2 separate regions of the Homo sapiens genome follow, and region 2 is linked to region 1. Evidence: chromatin loops called from intact Hi-C (ENCODE). Cell type or tissue: Caco-2. All regions are shown on one strand. Links, peaks and the distances in the headings refer to the core of each region. The heading gives the core; the rest is flanking DNA.

What was found. Peaks named below come from ENCODE experiments on the same cell type or tissue, not always from the same donor. Only the 100,000 strongest peaks of a DNase experiment are listed, where the experiment ranks them.
Region 2: a loop joins it to region 1, with 9 times the contacts of the local background. A loop is called at or near these places in 12 of 110 quality-filtered maps.

Annotation. Positions count from the first base shown.
Region 1 is chr3:33,123,433-33,133,521 of GRCh38, forward strand. CRTAP (cartilage associated protein) reads left to right here. Exons shown (of 7, transcript NM_006371.5): 3 at 976-1,147; 4 at 6,507-6,635; 5 at 9,123-9,268. Among named protein-coding and RNA genes, the nearest start is that of CRTAP, 14 kb to the left of the region's middle. RefSeq lists an enhancer at 8,258-8,307. In Caco-2, for the core only: a CTCF peak has its summit at 8,373 (motif pointing right); DNase peaks (open chromatin) are centred at 8,399, 8,753 and 9,179.
Region 2 is chr3:32,938,975-32,949,063 of GRCh38, forward strand. No RefSeq gene overlaps it. Among named protein-coding and RNA genes, the nearest start is that of CCR4, 7.6 kb to the right of the region's middle. RefSeq lists an enhancer at 829-1,331. In Caco-2, for the core only: a CTCF peak has its summit at 8,924 (motif pointing right); a DNase peak (open chromatin) is centred at 8,947.

The DNA.
Region 1 (10,089 bases), core at 7,317-9,816:
AAAAGTGTGTAACACCTCCCCGCTCTCTTCCTTCTTCTCTGGCCATGTGAAGTGCCGGCTCCCTGTTTGCCTTCTGCCGTGATTGTAAGTTTCCTGAGGCCTCCCCAGAAGCAGAAGCTGCTATGCTTCCTGTATAGCCTGCAGAACCATGAACCAATTAAACCTCTTTTATTTATAAATTACCCAGTCTCGGTTTTTTTTTTTTTTTTTTTTTTTTGACAGAGTCTCGCTCTGTCACCCAGGCTGGAGTACAGTGGCACAATCTCAGCTTACTGCCACCTCCGCCTCCTAGGTTCAAGTGATTCTTGTGCCTCAGCCTCGTGAGTAGCTGGGACTACAAGCATGTGACTACACCTGGTAATTTCTATATTTTTAGTACAGATGGGGTTTCCCTATATTGGCCATGCTAGAGGTATTTCTTTATAGCAATGTGAGAACAGACTAATATACCTGCTCTCAAACTTACATTTTTCTTTTCGTTCCATTTTAAAAACCAGTTTTATTGAGGTACTATTTATATACAATATATTTATCAATTTTAAGTGTATAATGCAGTAAGTTTTGACAAATACATCCAGTCCTGTAACTGCCATCATAGTTACGACATAGAATATTTTCATCACCCCTGAACAATTTCCTCTTGTCCTTTTGTAGTCAAGTTTTTGCTGTAACCCCTGACTTCTGGCAGCCACTGATCTGATCTCTGTCATAGTTTTCCCATTTTCCTTAATTCAGATTATTATCAAGGGCCTGCTACTTTTTGAATTGAACTAAATAAGAAATGTACCCATCATAAGCAAAGTAGAAAAATCTAGATATAAAGTAACTCACTGATTGACTTCTTCAAGGGCCAGTGTGGCTTCTTCAGAGCTAATGAGAGCTAGCTTGGTGGTGGTCTTGGTTCCCTTTGAGATTTCATGACTGTCTCCCTTCACGCCCAAGAGCGAGCTTCACTGGCTTCTCCATGCCTTTCAGAGCCTGTTCATCCGAGCAGTGCGGGCATACAACGGTGAGAACTGGAGAACATCCATCACAGACATGGAGCTGGCCCTTCCCGACTTCTTCAAAGCCTTTTACGAGTGTCTCGCAGCCTGCGAGGGTTCCAGGGAGATCAAGGACTTCAAGGATTTCTACCTTTCCATAGCAGGTTGGTGGTAGGTCAATAGGCTCACTACTCCCATGGAATAGTCTTCCTTAGATGTCTGGTTTCTGCCTGCATGCCTGCTAGATGCCTGGAGCAGCCTCTGAGGAATTTTTGAGCATACTTATTAACGGGTAACTGAGGGTAGTCACCACCTGCATAGATAAACCTTTGACTTGGCAGGGGCTTCTAGTGAAATCACTGAGAGAAGGTTCAAGCACAGGCCTGCCAAGGTAGAATTCTGTGTCTGCCCTACTTGCTTACAGATTTCCTACAGTCATTTTGAAAAATAAAAATGGGCCCAGGAGCACCTCAGTGACTCACATTACTGAGATAACTTTGATGATGGCAATTTTCCAACACATATAAAGGTAGAATGAACCTTTAAGTGGCCATCACTAAGGTAGCTTTTTGAAATTTTCTTTTCTGATTATAAAACAATGTGTGCTCATTATAGGAAGTTTGGAAAACACAGAAAGGAAAAATGAAGAAAGGAAGAAAATGTAAAACTCTACACATAGGTAGCCCAGATTTCTCTATAGTGCCTAGACATTTCCCAAGTGCTTTACTGGGCAGCATCACTCCAGAAACTGGGAAATGGCTAAGGGAAGCTCTTTCCCAAAGTGGTTTGAGAACACTGATCCTAGAACTGTGCCTTCCTGAAAGCACTAGATAAGTAAAATCTGGACTGTACCTTGGATAAAGGTATCATGTCTATGTACTTGTAAATAAGTCTGGGAATGGGCTGAGCACTGACTGCATCTCCCACTTGAAGAATCATTGTGCACTTTAATGGTTAAAGGCCCTTAGAAATCCTGCAGTAGAGAAGCTCTTTTAAAGTTATTGAATCCAGCGTTTTCGGTTTTGTTTTTTTTTTTCAGTCACTTTTTATTCATTAATCTCTTTCTACAAAGTAGGTTTTTTTTTTTTTTTTTTTTTTTTGCCTTAAGAAAACTTCTTGTTATGGAAAATTTCAAACATACACAAAAAACAGAGAGAAGAGTAGATAAACCACCATGTACCCATGACCCAACTTCACAATTGTCAACTCATGGCTACTTGAGCTTCCTCTAATTCCCACCTACTTTTCCTCTCATGTTATTTTGAAGCGGATTCCAAATGCCATATTATTTCATTTGTAATATTTCAGTATATACCTTTAGAAGGTAAGGACTCTTTGTTTTTTAAACATAACACCAAACTATTACCCCTGTAAGAATTTTAACAATCATTCTTTGATCTCATCATTAAATACCTAAACAGTGTCCCAATCATTTCAGAAATGTCATAAATACATGTGTGTGCCTTTAATTTACCATTTGTTTGAATCAGGATCCAAATAAGGTCCATCCATTGCAATGGGTTATCTCTTGAAAATTTTTATTGTGGTAAAATATACGTTAATATGAACTTTATTATTTTAGCCATTGTTCAATGTACACTCCAGTGGCATTGACTACATTCACATGATTGTGCAACCATCAGCACCATCCATCTCTAGAACTTTTTATGTTTCCCCAAATTGAAACTCTGTATGCGATAACTCCCCATATCCCCTTCCCCCCAGCCACTGGCAACAACCTTTCTACTTTCTGTCTTTGTGAATTTGACTACTCTAGATACATCACGTAAGTGGAGTCATACAGTATTTGCCTTTTTGTGACTGACTCATTTCACTTGGCATAATGTCCTCGTTTCATCCATATTGTGGCAAGTTGGTTATCTTTTATGGCTCGTTTAATCCATAGGTTCTTCCGCCATATCTTTTCCCCTTTGCTATTGAAGAATCTGCATTTTTTGTCCCGTAGAGATTCCCATGGTCTGGGTTTTGCTGACTGTATCCCCATGTTCCTCTGTCTTCTGTATTTCTTGTAAATCGGTAATTGGATGTAGAGGCTTGAACAGGCTCGGTTTGATTTTGTTTTAGGGTTTTAAATTTTGGTGGGAGTCAACTGCTTCATAGTTGATGCTGAGTTCTTTCATCAGGAGGCACATAATGTCTGTGGTTTCTCTCCATCTATCTTTGATACAGCTAAGATATATATGTATTGTAAATCAAAGAGTATCTGAGACAAGTCTCAATCAATTTAGACAGTTTATTTTGCCAAGTTAAGGATGTACTTGTGACACAGACTCAGGAGGTCCTAACAACATATGCCCAAGGTACTCAGGGCACAGTTTGGTTTTATACATTTTAGGGAGACATGAGACATCAATCAATATATGTAAGATGTACATTGCTTCAGTCCAGAAAGGCAGGACAACCCAAAGTGGGAGGGGGTTTCCAGGTCATAGGTAGGTGAGAGACAAATGGTTGCATTCTTTTGAGTTTCTGATTAGCCTTTCACTGAATATGCAATTTGCAGGAATAGTCACTTATGCTTTAGTCTGGCTTAGTGAAACAACAGAGCAAAGGAAACAACCATATATACATTTGTTCCATGTGAGCAGAGGGATGACTGAGTTCTGCCTGTCCTTTGTCCACAAAAACTTCCTTGTGGGCAAATTATGAGAGAGATTTGTGGCTTTTTTTTTTTTTTTTTAAATTTTTGTAGCTATCTTATTTAGGAATAGGATGGGAAACACATTTGTCCTACATGGTTCCCAGCTTGACTTTTCCCTTTGGCTTAGTGATTTTGAGGTCCTGAGATTTATTTTCCTCTCACAGTATAGATATATAGATATTTAGAGTTTCTTTAGTTTTTATTTTTAAATAATTTCAAACTTGTAGAGAAGTCGGAAGAATCATACAAAGAACTCTCATGTACACCTTACCTAGATTCACCAATTTGTAACATTGATTGTGCCACATTTACTTTATTGCTCTCTCCATATGTGCTGTGGGTATAATTATTATTGTTATTATTTTATTTATTTATTTATTTATTTTTGACATGGAGTTTCCCTCTTGTTGCCCAGGCTGGAGTGCAACGGCGCGATCTCGGCTCACTGCAACCTCTGCCCCTTAGGTTCAGGCAATCCTCCTGCCTCAGCCTCCCGAGTAGCTGGGATTACAGGCATGCACCAACACGTCTGGCTAATTTTTATATTTTTAGTAGAGACGGGGTTTCACCACGTTGGCCAGGCTGGTCTCGAACTCCTGACCTCAGGTGATCCACCCACCTCGGCCTCCCAAAGTGCTAGGAGTACAGGCGTGAGCCACCGCACCCGGCCTATTATATTTTATTTTTGAGACTGAGTCTCACTCTGTCGCCCAGGCTGGAGTGCAGTGGTGCGATCTTGGCTCACTGCAACCTCTGTCTGCCGGGTTGAAGCAATTCTCCTGCCTCAGCCTCCTGAGTAGCTGGGACTACTGGCAGGCGCCACCACACCTGGCTAATGTTTTGTATTTTTAGTAGAGACAGCGTTTTGCTGTGTTGGCCAGGCTGGTTTCAAACTCCTGACCCCAAGTGATCCGCCCGCCTTGCCCTCCCAAAGTGCTGGGATTATAGGCTTGAGCCACCGCACCCAGCTCTGTATAATTATTTTTATTTCAGAACTATTTGGAAGTATGTTGCACATGCATTATTACTCTTTACCCCATTATACTTCAGTTTATTTCCTAAGAACAATAATATTATCTAAATATCCATAGTAATTAAATTCAGGAAACTTAATATACTAGATACAATGCTTGTATTCAATCTGTAGTTCATATTCTCTTTTTGTTAATTGTCACAATAATGTTCTTTCTAGCACCTTTTTTTTTCCTGGTACAGGTTCCAGTTCAGAATCATGCTTCCTATTTATTTGTCATCTTCCTTTAGAATTCTTTAATCTGGAACAATCCTTTGGCCTTCTTTGTCTTTTTATGCCAATGATATTTTTTAAGAATATAGGCTAATTACTTTGTCAACATTCCTCAATTTGGGTTTCTATTATGTGTCTTCACAGTTACATTCAGGTTGTGTATTTTTGGCTGGACCGCTATATAAATGTCCTCCTCAGGATATCACGTCAAGATATGTATGATGTTTGTTTGCACCCTTATTGTTGATGTTAATTTTTTGTTGTTGGTGGTAGTAAGTATGTAAGGCTTTTTTGTTGGTGATGGTAGTAAGTATGGAGGCGTGTTTTCAGAGTCAACCAAAGTGGAAATAATAGTTCAAAGAGTAAATGTTTCTGTAAATTAATTTTAGTGTTTTAAGGTATCATTTTGTACTTCCTACCAGCAATGTTTGAAAGTGCCTGTTCCTCCACAGTCTTATGAAATGTGTGCAACCCTTCTGGAGTCTTTTGCTTCTAGCTGCATAAAGGGAGAAAAGGGAGGGAGCCAAGGATCATGTGGGAGATTTTAGGGATTAGGCCTGGAAGTAGCATTCCTTAATTGTTACTCTCAACATGTCATTGGCCACGACTAGTCATATGGCCCCAACCTAGCTGCATGGGAATTGTAGTCTTTGACTATATTTAGGTTCACCTTACTCTCTTTCAAAGGCTGTGTAGATTCTGTTATTTTTATATACTGTAATTTATTAATCCTCATCCTATTGATTGGCATTTAGGTACTTACAAGTTTGTTTGTTTGTTGTTATAAACAGTGTTTATGTATGCCTGTGTCTAAAGAAAATTTCCTAGAAGTAGACAGCTGGGTTGGAAAATATGTGTATTTTAACCTTTGATAAATTTTGCCAAATTGTTCTCCAAAAAGTTTGTTCCTGTTTTGCTTCCATCAACAGAATATGAGAGTGTAAGTTTCACTGTTCTCTTCTTAATACTACAGTATGAATTTGTAAAACTTTTGCAATTTGGTAGTTTAAATTATTTTGGGGGTAATTGTATTTCCTAATTACAAAAGAGGTGTAGTGTCTCTCAATGTTTTTTAGACATTTTAATAATTTCTATTAATATCATTTGGCCATTTATATAGTGGATGTTCATCTTTTTCATATTGATTTGAAACAACTTTGTATATTAAAGATTTTCAGCTCCTTGTAGGTGTTGAAAATATTTTTCTTTTTCTTTTTTTTTTTTTTTTTTTGGAGACGGAGTCTTGCTCTGTTGCCCAGGCTGGAGTGCAGTGGCGCGATCTCGGCTCACTGCAAGCTCCACCTTCCGGGTTCACGCCATTCTTCTGCCTCAGCCTCCTGAGTAGCTGGGACCACAGGCGCCCACCACGACGCCCAGCTAATTTTTTGTATTTTTAGTGAGACAGGGTTTCACTGTGTTAACCAGGATGGTCTCGATCCTCCTGACCTTGTGATTCGCCCGCCTCAGCCTCCCGAAGTGCTGGGATTACAGGCGTGAGCCACCGCGCCCGGCCTGTAAATATTTTTCTTTTAACTTTTTCATTTGGGCAGGAGGCAGTAGCATATTAAGAAAGTAATGGATCCACTGCTCTGAAAATTTATATGTTTTGTTTCAGATCATTATGTAGAAGTTCTGGAATGCAAAATACAGTGTGAAGAGAACCTCACCCCAGTTATAGGAGGCTATCCGGTTGAGAAATTTGTGGCTACCATGTATCATTACTTGCAGTTTGCCTATTATAAGTGTAAGTAATCTTCTGTGACATCTTGGGTGAGGCACTTAGTCCTTCTAAGACTGTAAAATAGAGGTAATAACTCTTAGCTACGGTTGTTGAGAGTTCATCAAGGTCCACTGACAACCCTGGTGCTATGCTTTGCACAAAAAGGCAGCATGGCTTAGTGATTCAGGGCAGAGCCTGTAACCACAGTGCCTGGGTTCGATTTCAGCCTTATCACTTACTAGCTTCTCTGTGCTTTAGTTTCCTCATTGTGAATAGAGATTGTAGTACTAACCTCATAGGATTGTCCTGAGGAGTAAATGAGTTAATAGATGTGAAATGTCTGGGGTATTCCCACACTGGCACATAGCAAACTGTGTGTTTGTTTTTGTTATCATTATTTCCCTTCCTCCTTATCACTAGCTTTACTTTTCAGACTGTTAGAGTTTATTTTCTTTTCTTTTTTCTTTCTTTCTTTTCTTTTCTTTTTTTTTTTTTTTTTTTTTTTTTGAGACAGAGTCTTGCTCTGTTGCCCAGGCTGGAGTGCAGTGGTGTGATCTTGACTTACTGCAACCTCCGCCTCCCAGGTTCAAGTGATTCCCCTTCCTCAGCCTCCTGAGTAGCTGGGATTACAGGTGTGTGCCACCACGCCTAGCTAATTTTTTGTAATTTTAGTAGATATGTGGTTTCACTATCTTGGCCAGGCTAGTCTTGAACTCCTGACCTCAAGTGATCCACCCACTTCAGCCTCCCAAAGTGCTGGGATTACAGGTGTGAGCCACTGCGCCCGTCCTGTTAGTTTCATTCTAGTTGGTCCTCCCTTGATCTGAAATGGGAGTTTCTCAATCAGAACGTTCTAGTGGACAATGGGAAGCAAACGTGGGAGAGAAGGAAGTTCAGGGTTAGACTTCAGAGCCTGCGTGTTTCGGCTTTTCCTCCTCTCCCTGTACCTGACTTTGCCAAGTGCCACTTGTTCAAGCAGTGTGTCCCTTGGCAGTTCAGTTCCAAGCACAGAAGAATTATTAGGGAAAGTGGCAGTAGGACTTCCTCTGCCCTAATGAAATGCCAGGGTCTAGCGGTGGCAGGTTTCTGGCTAGAATAGATCCCCTGGGTCGCCCCTTCACACTCAGGAGTGGCTGGTCTCAGGGTGCCTTGGGAAGAGTGAGAGAGGTGATCTTGGCTTTAGCCCTCCTTTCCCACTGTGGTAATTGTGTTTTTTTTTTGCGGGGGGGGGTTCCTCTTTATCTCACCTCCCATCCTCTTCAGAACACGTAAGCCTTGCACCCTGAAGGTCAGAAAAAGAAAAAGAATATGTATTATATAAATATAAAAAGCCATAAGGTCTTCTAGCTCACTGAGCATGGCTTGGTTCTAAATGTATAAAGCTAGAACACTAGGAATTTAGAAGTGTTCTGGATGCATGCGGGCTCTGGCAGCTCCCTGGGCCTCTGAAATCCTCACGTGCCCTGAAAATCGCCCTGCATATCAGAAACTGGCAAAGACTTATCAACACTGGTGGACTGAGGCCTCTAGCTATGCTTGCTGCTTCCCAGGAAATCTGCTTTCGGGGATCAACAGTATGAATGAAGTGTACTTCCTGAAATGAGCTTCCTGAAAATCTGCCCCGTTTTGAATTTTTTCTAGACCACCTACCATGCTACATTGCTTGAGGGCAGGTGGTATTATTTATATTTGAAGAGTAAATGTCCCTAAGAGCTGGCTTTAAAGTAGTCATTACAGGAAACAGCCACTGGGTGGCACAATTTATTCATACCCAAGCTTTGGCTTCTCCGGCCAACCACAGCTTTAGCAAAGGTACTGTTGTGTAAATTAGAGTGGAATGTGCCAGAATACATACCAGGGGCTTGTGTCTCATCACCTCTTCCTCATCCTGCACTCCCAAGACAAATCCCAAGCCCTGCAAAATCCCTATGCTGAAGGTACTGTCACAGGTGGGCAACACCAAGCAGAGAGGCTGGAGGTGGGAGTTCCAACCTCAGGAGGTGGCAAAACTAGGCGACTTTCCAAATCCCCTCCAACCCAGAGGCTCCACCATCCTTTGGGTTTTCCAGGTCTGGTTTAGCTGTAGGGGAGCTAACCTAGATCTGGAGACTGTGGTCCCATCCAGATGGGATCCAGACACTCTAGGACCCAGATGAGACACCTGTTTGCTGAGCACATCCTCCCTATCTCCCTCAGCCCCAGGACAATCCAGCTTTTTCCAGCTGCTTCCAGGGACCTGAGACCAGCTCAGGTCACCAGAGCTGGAAGTGGAACATAGGCATTTCTCCATAGGCATGTGCCTAACTAGAACTAAGTTTCAAGCCTGGCCTCCAGGCTGCCGTGGAGACCCCATCTGTGGCCTGCCCACCCAGGGCTGCCAGTCGGCCCCAGGCTCTCTGAAGAAGGACTGTGGAGAAGGGGCTTGTTCATATGGCCTTTTTGTTTAGAAGCAGAGAAATTATAGGGTGTGGTTTGCTGATTTCTTCATTTGTCTTTTCTTCCCAACCCTAGTGAACGACCTGAAGAATGCAGCCCCCTGTGCAGTCAGCTATCTGCTCTTTGATCAGAATGACAAGGTCATGCAGCAGAACCTGGTGTATTACCAGTACCACAGGGACACTTGGGGCCTCTCGGATGAGCACTTCCAGCCCAGACCTGTAAGTCTGGTGCACCACACCTTCCCTTTTCTCTTCATTCTTGCCTTCTGGAGACTACCTCGTGCCTTAAGAGAAAGGGTTATTTTGGAAATAAAGGGGCTGGGCGCGGTGACTCATGCCTGTAATCCCAGCACTTTGGGAGGCCGAGGCGGGCGGATCATGATGTCAGGAGTTCGAGACCAGCCTGGCCAACACGGTGAAACCCCATCTCTACTAAACATACAAAAATTAGCCAGGCGTGGTGGCACGTGGCTGTAGTCCCAGCTACTTGGGAGGCTGAGGCAGAAGAATCGCTTGAACCCAGGGGCAGAGGTTGCTGTGAGCCGAGATTGCGCCAAAAAAAAGGAAATCAAGGAAAAGTCATTTTTTTCTGTAGTTTTGTGCATGTGTGTGTTTTAACATTTTACTGCTTCATTCTGATTTCTGAATCTGTAAAAACTCTACAAATTTCAAACATTACAGAAATATTTTACTTTGAAAACAAAATTCTCTCATAATCCTACACCTTCTTTCTCTCTCGGAAAACAAAATTCTCTCGTAATCCTACACCTTCTCTCTCTCTTTTTTTTTTTTTTTGAGACAGAGTCTTGCTCTGTCACCCAGGCTAGAGTGCAGTGGCGTGATCTTGGCTCACTGCATCCTCTGCCTCCTGGGTTCAAGCGATTCTCTTGCCTTAGCCTCCCGAGTAGCTGGGATTACAGGCGTGCACCAACATATCACACTAATTTTTGTAGTTTTAGTAGAGATGGGGTTTCGCTGGGCTAGTCTCGAACTCCTGGCTTCAGGTGATCTGCCCACCTCAGCCTTTCAAAGTGCTGGGA
Region 2 (10,089 bases), core at 7,590-10,089, 180 kb before region 1:
GCCCGTCTCCCAAAGTGCTGGGATTACAGGAATGAGCCACCGTGCCTGGCCCGTACTTATTTATTAATATAAACAAATTAATAATCAGACTTATAATTTAGTTATATATTTATGTTAGTTTCCCAAAGGGCTAATTTTACACAATGAGGCTTCAGTCTGGGGAGTAGGACATTATTTGGGGCTTAAAAAAAGAAAAAAAGATGGTCAATCTATCTCTGGAATATTGAAGTTCATTTCTGGATACTTTATTCTGTATCCATGGTTTTATCCCTGCACCAATACCACCAATACCAATCAGGTTGTTAGTTTTTGTTATTGTTTTTGAGTTGTAGAAGTTCTTTATCTATTTTGAATATTAACCTCTTGTTGGATATATGATTTGCAAATATTTTCTCCCATAGCATCCAACCCCTTGAAACTCTGTCTCAAAAAAACAAAACACACACACACACAAACACACACACACACACACAAACGAGTATGTGAAAGCCCAGAAGAGAGCTGCCTCTTACATAGTCACTAATACTGAGAGGTGACAGCGTGCTGGCAGTCCTCAGAGCCCTCGCTTGCTCTCGGCGCCTCCTCTGCCTGGGTTCCCACTTTGGCGGCATTTGAGGAGCCCTTCGGCCCGCCGCTGCACTGTGGGAGCCCCATTCTGGGCTGGCCAAGGCCAGAGCCGGCTCCCTCAGCTTGCAAGGAGGTGTGGAGGGAGAGGCGCGAGCAGGAACCAGGGCTGCGAGCAGCGCTTGCGGGCCAGCTGGAGTTCTGGGTGGGCGTGGGCTTGGCTGACCCCGCACTTGGAGAAGCCCGCCAGCCCTGTCGGCCCCGGGCAGTGAGGGGCTTAGCACCCGGGCCAGCGGCTGCGGAGGGTGTACTGGGTCCCCCAGCAGTGCCAGCCCACAGGCGCTGCGCTCAATTTCTCGCTGGGCCTTAGCTGCCTTCCCACGGGGCAGGCCTCGGGACTGCAGCCCACCATGCCTGAGCCTTCCCCCGCCTCCGTGGGTTCCTGTGCAGCCTGAGCCTCCCCGACGAATGCCGCCCCCTGCTCCAGGGCGCCCAGTCCCATCGACCGCCCAAAGGGTGAGGAGTGCGAGCGCATGGCGCGGGACTGGCAGACAGCTCCACCTGCAGCCCCAGTGCGGGATCCACTGGGTGAAGACAGCTGGGCTCCTGAGTCTGGTAGGGATGTGGAGTCTTTATATCTAGCTCAGGGATTGTAAGCACACCAATCAGCACCCTGTGTTTAGCTCAAGGTTTGTGAATGCACCAATGGACACTCTGTATCTAGCTGCCCTGGTGGGGACGTGGAGAACCTTTATGTCTAGCTCAGGGATTGTAAATACACCAATCAGCACCCTGTGTTTAGCTCAAGGTTTGTGAGTGCACCAATCGACACTCTGTATCTGGCTGCTCTGGTGGGGAGGTGGAGAACCTTTATGTCTAGCTCAGGGATTGTAAATACACCAATCGGCACTGTGTATCCAGCTCAAGGTTTGTAAACACACCAATCAGCACCCTGTGTTTAGCTCAAGGTTTGTGAATGCACCAATCGACACTCTGTATCTAGCTGCTCTGGTGGGGCCTTGGAGAACCTGTGTGTCCAAATTCTGTATCTAACTAATCTGATGGGGACGTGGAGAACGTTTGTATCTAGCTCAGGGATTGTAAACGCACCAATCAGCGCCCTGACAAAACAGGCCACTGGGCTCTACCAATCAGCAGGATGTGGGTGGGGCCAGATAAGAGAATAAAAGCAGGCTGCCGGACCAGCATTGGCAACCCGCTGGGGTCCCTTTCCACAGTGTGGAAGCTTTGTTCTTTTGCTCTTTACAACAAATCCTGCTACTGTTCGCTCTTTGGGTTAACTGCTTTTATGAGCTGTAACACTCACTGTGACAATTTGCAGCTTCACTCCTCAGCCCAGCGAGACCACGAGCCCACTGAGAGGAACGAACAACTCCAGACGCACTGGTTTAAGAGCTGTAACACTTAACGAAGAAAGTCTGCAGCTTCACTCCTGAGCCAGCGAGACCCCGACCACATCTGAGACCCTGAGCACATCTGAACATAAGAAAGGACAAACTCCAGGCGCGCCACCTTAAGAGTTTAACAGTCACCGCGAGGGTCCGAGATTTCATTCTTGAAGTCGGTGAGACCAAGAACCCACTAATTCCAGATACAATACCAAAATGTCTGATCACCCAAGGATGCAATCCTTTAGAATATATTTTCTGTGCCAACAACCACCAATACCAATCAGGTTGTTTTTGTTGTTTTTTTTTTTAAGTTGAAGTTCTTTTGAATATTAACCCCTTGTTTGATATATGTTTGATATATAATTGGCAAATATTTTCTCCCATTCTGTGGGTTGTGTTGTCTTTTCATTTTTTTTTTTTTTTTTTTTTTTTTTTGAGATGGAGTCTTGCTCTGTTGCCTAGGCTGCAGTGCAGTGGTGTGATCTTGGCTCACTGCAAGCTCCGCCTCCCGGATTCACACCATTTTTCTGCCTCAGCCTGCCGCGTAGCTGGGACTACAGGCGCCTGCCACCACGCCTGGCTAATTTTTTGTATCTTTGGTAGAGACCGGGTTTCACTGTGTTAGCCAGGATCGTCTCGATCTCTTGACCTTGTGATCTGACTGCCTTGGCCTCCCAAAGTGCTGGGATTACAGGCATGAGCTACCACGCCTGGCCTTTTTTTTTTTTTTTTTTTTAAAGGCAGTGTCTGTCACCCAGGCTGGAGTGCAGTGGCACAGTCTTAGCTCACTGCAACCTCCACTTCTTCAGTTCAAGTGATCCTCCCACCTCAGCCTCCCAAGTAGCTAGGATTACAGGTGTGCACAACCACACCAGCTCAATTTTTTTTATTTTTAATAGAGACGGGGTTTTACCACGTTGGCCGTGCTGGTCTTGAACTCCTGACCTCAAATGATCTGCCTGCCTCAGCCTCCCAAAGTGCTGGGATTACAGGTGTGAGCCATTGTTCCCCACCTTCACTCTTTTGATGGTGCCCTTTGATGCATAGAAGTTTTAAATTTTGATGTAGTCCAATTAACCTATTTTTACTTTTATTAGCTGTACTTTTGGTACAAGAAATCACTGCCAAATCCATTGTCATGAAGTTTTTCCTCTATATTTCCCTCTAAGAATTTTATAGTTTTAGCTATTACATTTAGGTCTTTGACCCATTTCGAGTTAATTTTTATATATGATGTAAGGTTAAGGTCTAATTTTATTCTTTTGCATGTGAGTGTACAGTTTTCCTAGCATCATTTATTGAAAAGATATGCTTTCTCTATTGAATGGTCTGTCTGGCAACTTTCTCAAAAATAATTTGACCATGTCTCCCAGAGAATGTGCTAAGGGACACCATTATTATACAATGGGTATGTGACAGAGTAAAGGCAATGCAGAAAAAAATTAATTTAACCATACATATGAAGGTTTATTTCTGGGCTCTCTCTTCTATTCCATTGGTCTATGTGTCTGTCTTTGTGCCAGCACCACATTGTTTTGCTTACTGTGGCTTTGTAATAAGTTGTTTTTTTTTTTTTTTTGAGACAGAGTGTTGTTCTGTCTCCCAGGCTGGAGTGCAATGGCACAATCTCGGCTCACTGCAACCTCTGCCTCCCGGGTTCAAGTGATTCTCCCGCCTCAGCCTCCTGAATAGCTGAGATTACAGGCGCCTGCCACCACACCCAGCTAATTTTTGTATTTTTTAGTAGAGACAGGGTTTCGCCATGTTGGCCAGGCTGGTCTCGATCTCCTAACTTCAGGTGATCCACCCACCTTAGCCTCCCAAAGTGCTGGGATTACAGGCGTGAGTCACCATGCCCGGCTGTAGTAAGTTTTGAAACAGGGAAGTGTTTAACTTTGTTCTTTTCCAAAATTGTTTTGGCTATACAGGGTCCCTTGAGATTTCATATGGAATTTTAGGATGGATTTTTGTATTTCTGCAAAAAAAAAAAAAAAAGCCATTGAGATTTTCATAGATATGGCATTTAATCTGTAGATTGCTTTGGATAGTATTGACTTCTTAACAATATTAAGTCTTCTAATACGTGAACACAGGATGTCTTTCCATTTATTTGTCTGGTCTTTAATTTCTTTCAACAAAGTTTTGTAGTTTTCAGTGTATATGTCTTTTACCTCCTTGGTTAAGTTTATTTCTAAGTATTTTATTCTTTTGATGCCATTGTAAATGGAATTTTAAAAAATTCCCTTTTCAGATTGTTCATTGTTAGTGTATAAAATGCAACTGGGAGGCTGAGGCAGGAGAATCACTTTAACTCAGGAGGCGGAGGTTGCGGTGAGCCGAGAGCACGCCATTGCACTCCAGCCTGGGCAACAAGAGCGAAACTCCATTAAAAAAAAAAATTTCCCTTCTTTTAATGAGCTAAGGATTTGCTTCTTTTTCCCCCTCAAAATCATGAATATTTTTATTTATTCATATTTTTAAGACAGCGTCTTGCTGTCACCCACGCTGGAGTGCAGTGACACAAACATGGCTCACTGCAGCCTTGACTTCCCATACTCAAGCGACCCTCCTGCCTCAGCCTACCAACTAGCTGGGACTACAGGTGCGCAACACTACTTCTGGCTAATTTTTGTAATTTTTTTTTTTTTTGAGAGATGGGGTTTCACCATGTTGCCCAGGCTGGTCTTGAACTCCTGGGCTCAAGTGATCTGCCTGCCACAAGTGCTGAGATTACAGGTGTGAGCGACTGTGCCTGGCCGTTGTTTTTTTTTTTTAATTGACAATTATATATATGGTGTACAATATGATGCTTTGAAATATATATACATTGTGGAATGGCTAAAGCAAGCTAATTAACATACACATTACCTCATATATATATATTATATATATATATTCTTTGGTGAGAACACTTAAATGTACTCTCTTAATTTTCAAGTATATAATATATGGTTATTAACTATAATCACCATGTTGTACAATAGATCTCTTGAATTTCTGCCTGCTGGTCTAACTGAAATTTTGTATCTTTTGACCCACATCTATCTAACCCAGCACCCCCAATCCCTGCTATCATTCTACTCTCTGCTTCTGTAAGTTCTTCTTTTTCAGATTTCACATATAAATAAGATCATGTGGGATTTCTGTGCCTGGCTTATTTCACTTAACATAATATGTCCTCCAGGTTCACCTATGTTGTCACAAATGACAGGTTTTGTTTTTCTTATTCAATGCTTTTTCTGAGACATAGGGCTTTTCTCTCTTACTCTGCTAATATGGTGATTTGTATTAATAGATTCACTAATATTAACTTTGCATTTCTGAAATGAAGTTTATCATTATGTATTTTTTCAACTATAGTGAATTTGGTGTGTTAATATTTTGTGTAGGAAATTTGCATTAATATATTCAAGTGAAATTCAGTAATTTTTTCTTTGGTTTTGTTATCAACGTTATATTAACTCTATCAAATGAGTTTATTTTTATTTATTTATTTGGAGGCAGAGTCGCAGAGTCTCGCTCTGTCACCCAGACTGGGGTGCATTAGCATGATCTTGGCTCACTGCAACCTCCGCCTCTTGGGTTCAAGCAATTCTTGTGCCTCAGCCTCTCAATTACCTGGAATTACAGGTGTGTGCCACCACATCCAGGTAATTTTTGTATTTTCAGTAGAGATGGGGTTTTTGCCATGTTGGCCAGGCTGGTCTCAAACTCCTGACCTCAAGTGATCTGCCCGCCTCAGCCTCCCAAAGTGCTGGGATTACAGGCTCAAGCCACCGCGCCCGGCAATCAGAGTTTAGTGTGTTATTTTTTGTATTTCTGGGGGAAAAATATGCATGAGATCAGAATTTTACAGAAATTCCCCCTTATTGCTTTCCTCAGTTTCAGGTAGATGAGGTCAACTATGGTCCAAAAATATTAAATTGAAAATTCCAGGCGGGGTGCATGGCTCACGCCTGTTATCTCAGCACTTTGGGAGGCCAAGGCGGGCGGATCACCTGAGGTCAGGAGTTTGAGACCAGCCTGAGCAACATGGTGAGACCCCGTCTCTACTAAAAAATACAAAAATTAACTGGGCATGGTGGCGGGCGCCTGTAATCCCAGTTACTAAGGAGGCTGAGGCAGGAGAATCCCTTGAACCCGGGAGGCAGAGGTTTCACTGAGCCGAGATCGTGCCATTGCACTCCCGCCTGGGTAACAGAGCAAGACTCTGTCTCAAAAAAAAAGAAAAGAAAAGAAAATTCCAGAAATAAACAATTCTTTAAGTTTTAAGTAGCATGCCATTCTGAGTAGCATGTTGGAATCTTAGTCATCCCACAGGAGATGTGAATCATCCCTTTGTCCGGCATATCCATACTGCATATGTTACCTGCCCATTAATCATGGAGTAGTCATCTGAGTTACCTGATGAAAAAATATAGTACTATACATAGGGTTTGGCACTATCTGTGGTTTCAGGTGCCCACTAGGGGTCTTGGAACGTATCTCCCAAGGATAAGGGAGGATTACTATATGTACCTTGAATGTTTGATGGAATTTGCCTGTAAAATCATCTTCTGTTAGTTTGATTTTGTGCAATGCATTTAAACTACTGATAAGTGGTTTCTTTCCTTTTCTTTTCTTTTCTTTTTTTTTTTTTTCTGACCCAGGGTCTCACTTTGTCACCCAGGATGGAGTGCAGTGGCAAGATCTCCGCTCACTGCAACCTCCGCCTCCCAGGTTCAAGCGATTCTCTTGCCTCAGCCTCTTGAGTAGCTGGGATTACAGGTGCCTGCGACCATGCGCAGCTAAGTTTTGTATTTTTAGTAGAGACGGGGTTTCGCCATGTGGGTCAGGCTTGCTTTGAACTCCTGACCTCAGGTGATCCAGCAGCCTTGGCTTCCCAAAGTGGTGGGATTACAGGCGTGAGCCACCGCGCCCGGCCTAGTTTTTGTTTCTAATCGCTAGTCTGTATTTGCAGTTTTAAGTTTCCTTTTTTCTCTCTTCTGCTTCTTTGCCTATCTTCCTAGAGGTATGCCAATTACATTAGTGTTTCCAAATACTTTAGTGGGCTTATTTTACTTTTGATTTCTGTTCTTATATGTGTCATTTTTTTTTTCATTTTCTTTTCTTTTCTTTTTATTTTTTGAGATGGAGTTTCGCTCTTGTTGCCCAGGCTGGAGTGCAATGGCGTGATCTTGGCTCACCGCAACCTCTGCCTCCTGGCTTAAAGTGATTCTCCTCCCTCAGCCTCCTGAGTGGCTGAGATTACAGGCATGCGCCACCATGCCTGGCTAATTTTGTATTTTTAGTAGAGACGGGGTTTCTCTATGTTGGTCAGGCTGGTCTCAAACTCCCGACCTCAGGTGATCTGCCTGCCTCAGACTCCCAAAGTGCTGGGATTACAGGCGTGAGCCACTGTGCCCGGACTGTTTTCTTTTCTTTTTTTTTCTTTTTTTTTAAGAGATGGAATCTCGCTATGTTACCCCGGAACTCTTGGCCTCAAGCGATCCTCCCATGCCTCAGTCTCCTGAGTAGCTGGAATTACAGTATGAGCCACCACGCCCAGCTGCTCTTACATTTATTGTTTTCTTCCTTACACCTCCTTTGAATTTATTCTGCTCTTCTTTTTCCTACTGCTTCCTTTTCTTTCTTTCTTTTTTTTTTAAACTTATTTATTATTTTTTTCTTTGGAAATTTTCTAGAAAATTACTGATTCTTTTTCTAGTTAAACAAGTCATTAATTTTTAGTCTTTCTTCTCTTAAACATAAACATTTAAACATTCTCTTAATTATAAACATTTAAGGCCAGGCATGGTGGCTCACGCCTGTAATCCCAGCATTTTGGGAGGCCGAGGGGAGTGGATCACTTGAGGTCAGGAGTTTGAGACCAGCCTGACCAACATGTTGAAACCCTGTGTCTACTAAAAATACAAAAATTAGCAGGGCATGGTGTTGCTGGCCTGTAGTCCCAGCTACTCTGGAGGCTGAGACAGGAGAATCACTTGAACCCAGGAGGTGGAGGTTGCAGTGAGCCGAGATGGTGCCACTGCACTCTAGCCTGGGTGACAGAGCAAGACTCCGTCTCAAAGCAAGCAAGCAAACAAACCAAAAAAACCATTTAAAGTCTTAATTTTTCTATGGCCCAATTTAGCTACCCACCACAACATTGATGAGTGATATTTTATTTTTATTCACTTATATGTGTTTTCTGTTTTCCATTGTTGTATCTTCTTTGACATTCAGGTCACATGAAAATGTGTTGTCTAATTTCCAAATGTGTAGGAATTTTTAGTTATCTTTTAAAAAATTAACTAGTAATTTAGTTGTTTGCAGTCTTCTATTTCCTTACCAAAGTTTTGTCTGTTTATTCGGACCTCCTCTGTAATATAGTTGTTGTTGGTTTTTAAATGCTGTCTTGAACCAGTTTTAAGGCGCTGGCTAAAGGCCAGTCAGTTCCCCTTTTTGAACAGCTAAGTTCACACCCCAATCACTTCTCTTATCAGACCCTCATACTCAGGGGCCACTATGCATTAGCCCTAATTGCCCTGAGGCCAGGTACCAGGCACTAGGGACAGCCCCTTTGCTCTGAACACACAAAATTATTCAAAATAGCCAATGGGCAGAAAGCCCTTGAAACCTAAGTAACCTCACATGCTTGCCACACATAAACTGCTAAGTAACCTCACATGCTTGCCATACATTAACTGCCCCTACAGCTCCGGCTCATTGTTACCTTGTCCCTGTTACTCCTGGTGTGGCCCTGCCTGGCAGGCTTCTCATTTTGAGCTGTAAATAACAGGTTTGAAGGCCTAATCACCGTAGCTCTGCAGCTGAGTCCTGTGGTGCTCCTCTTGAAGGCACAATTTCAGATATGCTGGTCCCTGTGGGTTGGTATGGTGCCAGAGCCTGGGCAATGTACCTTGATGACTTTGACCTTGAAATAAGGCTTGATGCACCAGGGGGCGCTGTAGTCTCATGTTCCAGCTTTCCTTCGTGTTGGAAGCATGCGCTGTACTGTGTACCAACATGGTTTGGGGTAGGCTTTGCAGAGTCTTTTGTTGGCCTGCTCCTTTCTGCTTAGGTTTCAGAAACGAAGCCTAATGGAACATGTGTCCATGTAAATGTCAGGAGTGTGAGTGTAGCCCTGACAGTGTTCCTCACTGGCTGGGTTGCCTTGAGCATACCACCTCCCGTCTCTGGGTTCCTACTTCTCCATCTATGAAATGGGCATTAATAAAACAATGATTCTGGCTGGGAGTGGTGACTCATGCCTGTAACCTCAGCACTTTGGGAGGCCGAGGCGGGTGGACATCTGAGGTCAGGAGTTCGAGACCCGCCTGAACAAAATGGTGAAACCCCATCTCTACTAAAAATACAAAAAAATTAGCCAGGTGTGGTGGCAGGCGCCTGTAATCCCAGCTACTTGGGAGGCTGAGGCAGGAGAATCCCTTGAACTGGGGAGGTGGATGTTGCAGTGAGGCAAGGTTGTGCCACTGCACTCCAGGCTGGGCAACAAAAGCGAAACTCCGTCTTGGGGGGAGAAAAAGACTCTTTTTTGGGGGCTGAGGTCCTTTTTTTTGGATGTTTAATTTTGAAACCCTTACTGAAGGGACACCTACTTAGTGTTTCTCCAGGACAGTAATGTTGTTACTTTGCCAACCTGAAGACTGACTGTCCCCAGGGCAGTAACCTCTGCAACTTGGAAACCTGAAACCTGTTTTTTACCTGAACCCTGACTTGGAAATTGAATGTGGCCCAAAAAGTCTAAATCCAAATATTTCCTGGGATCCCAGCAATGGCCAAGGGCATGCTCTGGGCTAGGCTATTTCAAGAGAGGAAGCTATTCCTGTGTATAGTATTTATCCTACTCATTTCTAATCACTGCTGCTGCGTTGTTGAACACCTGTATATACCAGCCACTATGCTAAGTGCTTTACAAATATTAGCTCATTTAGTTCCCTCACAGTCCTCAAGTATTATCATCCCTTTTTACAGATAAGAAAATTTAGGTTTACACAGCTAGTAAGTGGTGATACTGAGATCCAAACTCAGACTCAAAGCAAGTCCTCTCGACCAATGGGGCCACTAGAGCTCACACTCTGCCTCACTCATGGGACCAGGATGCATGTCT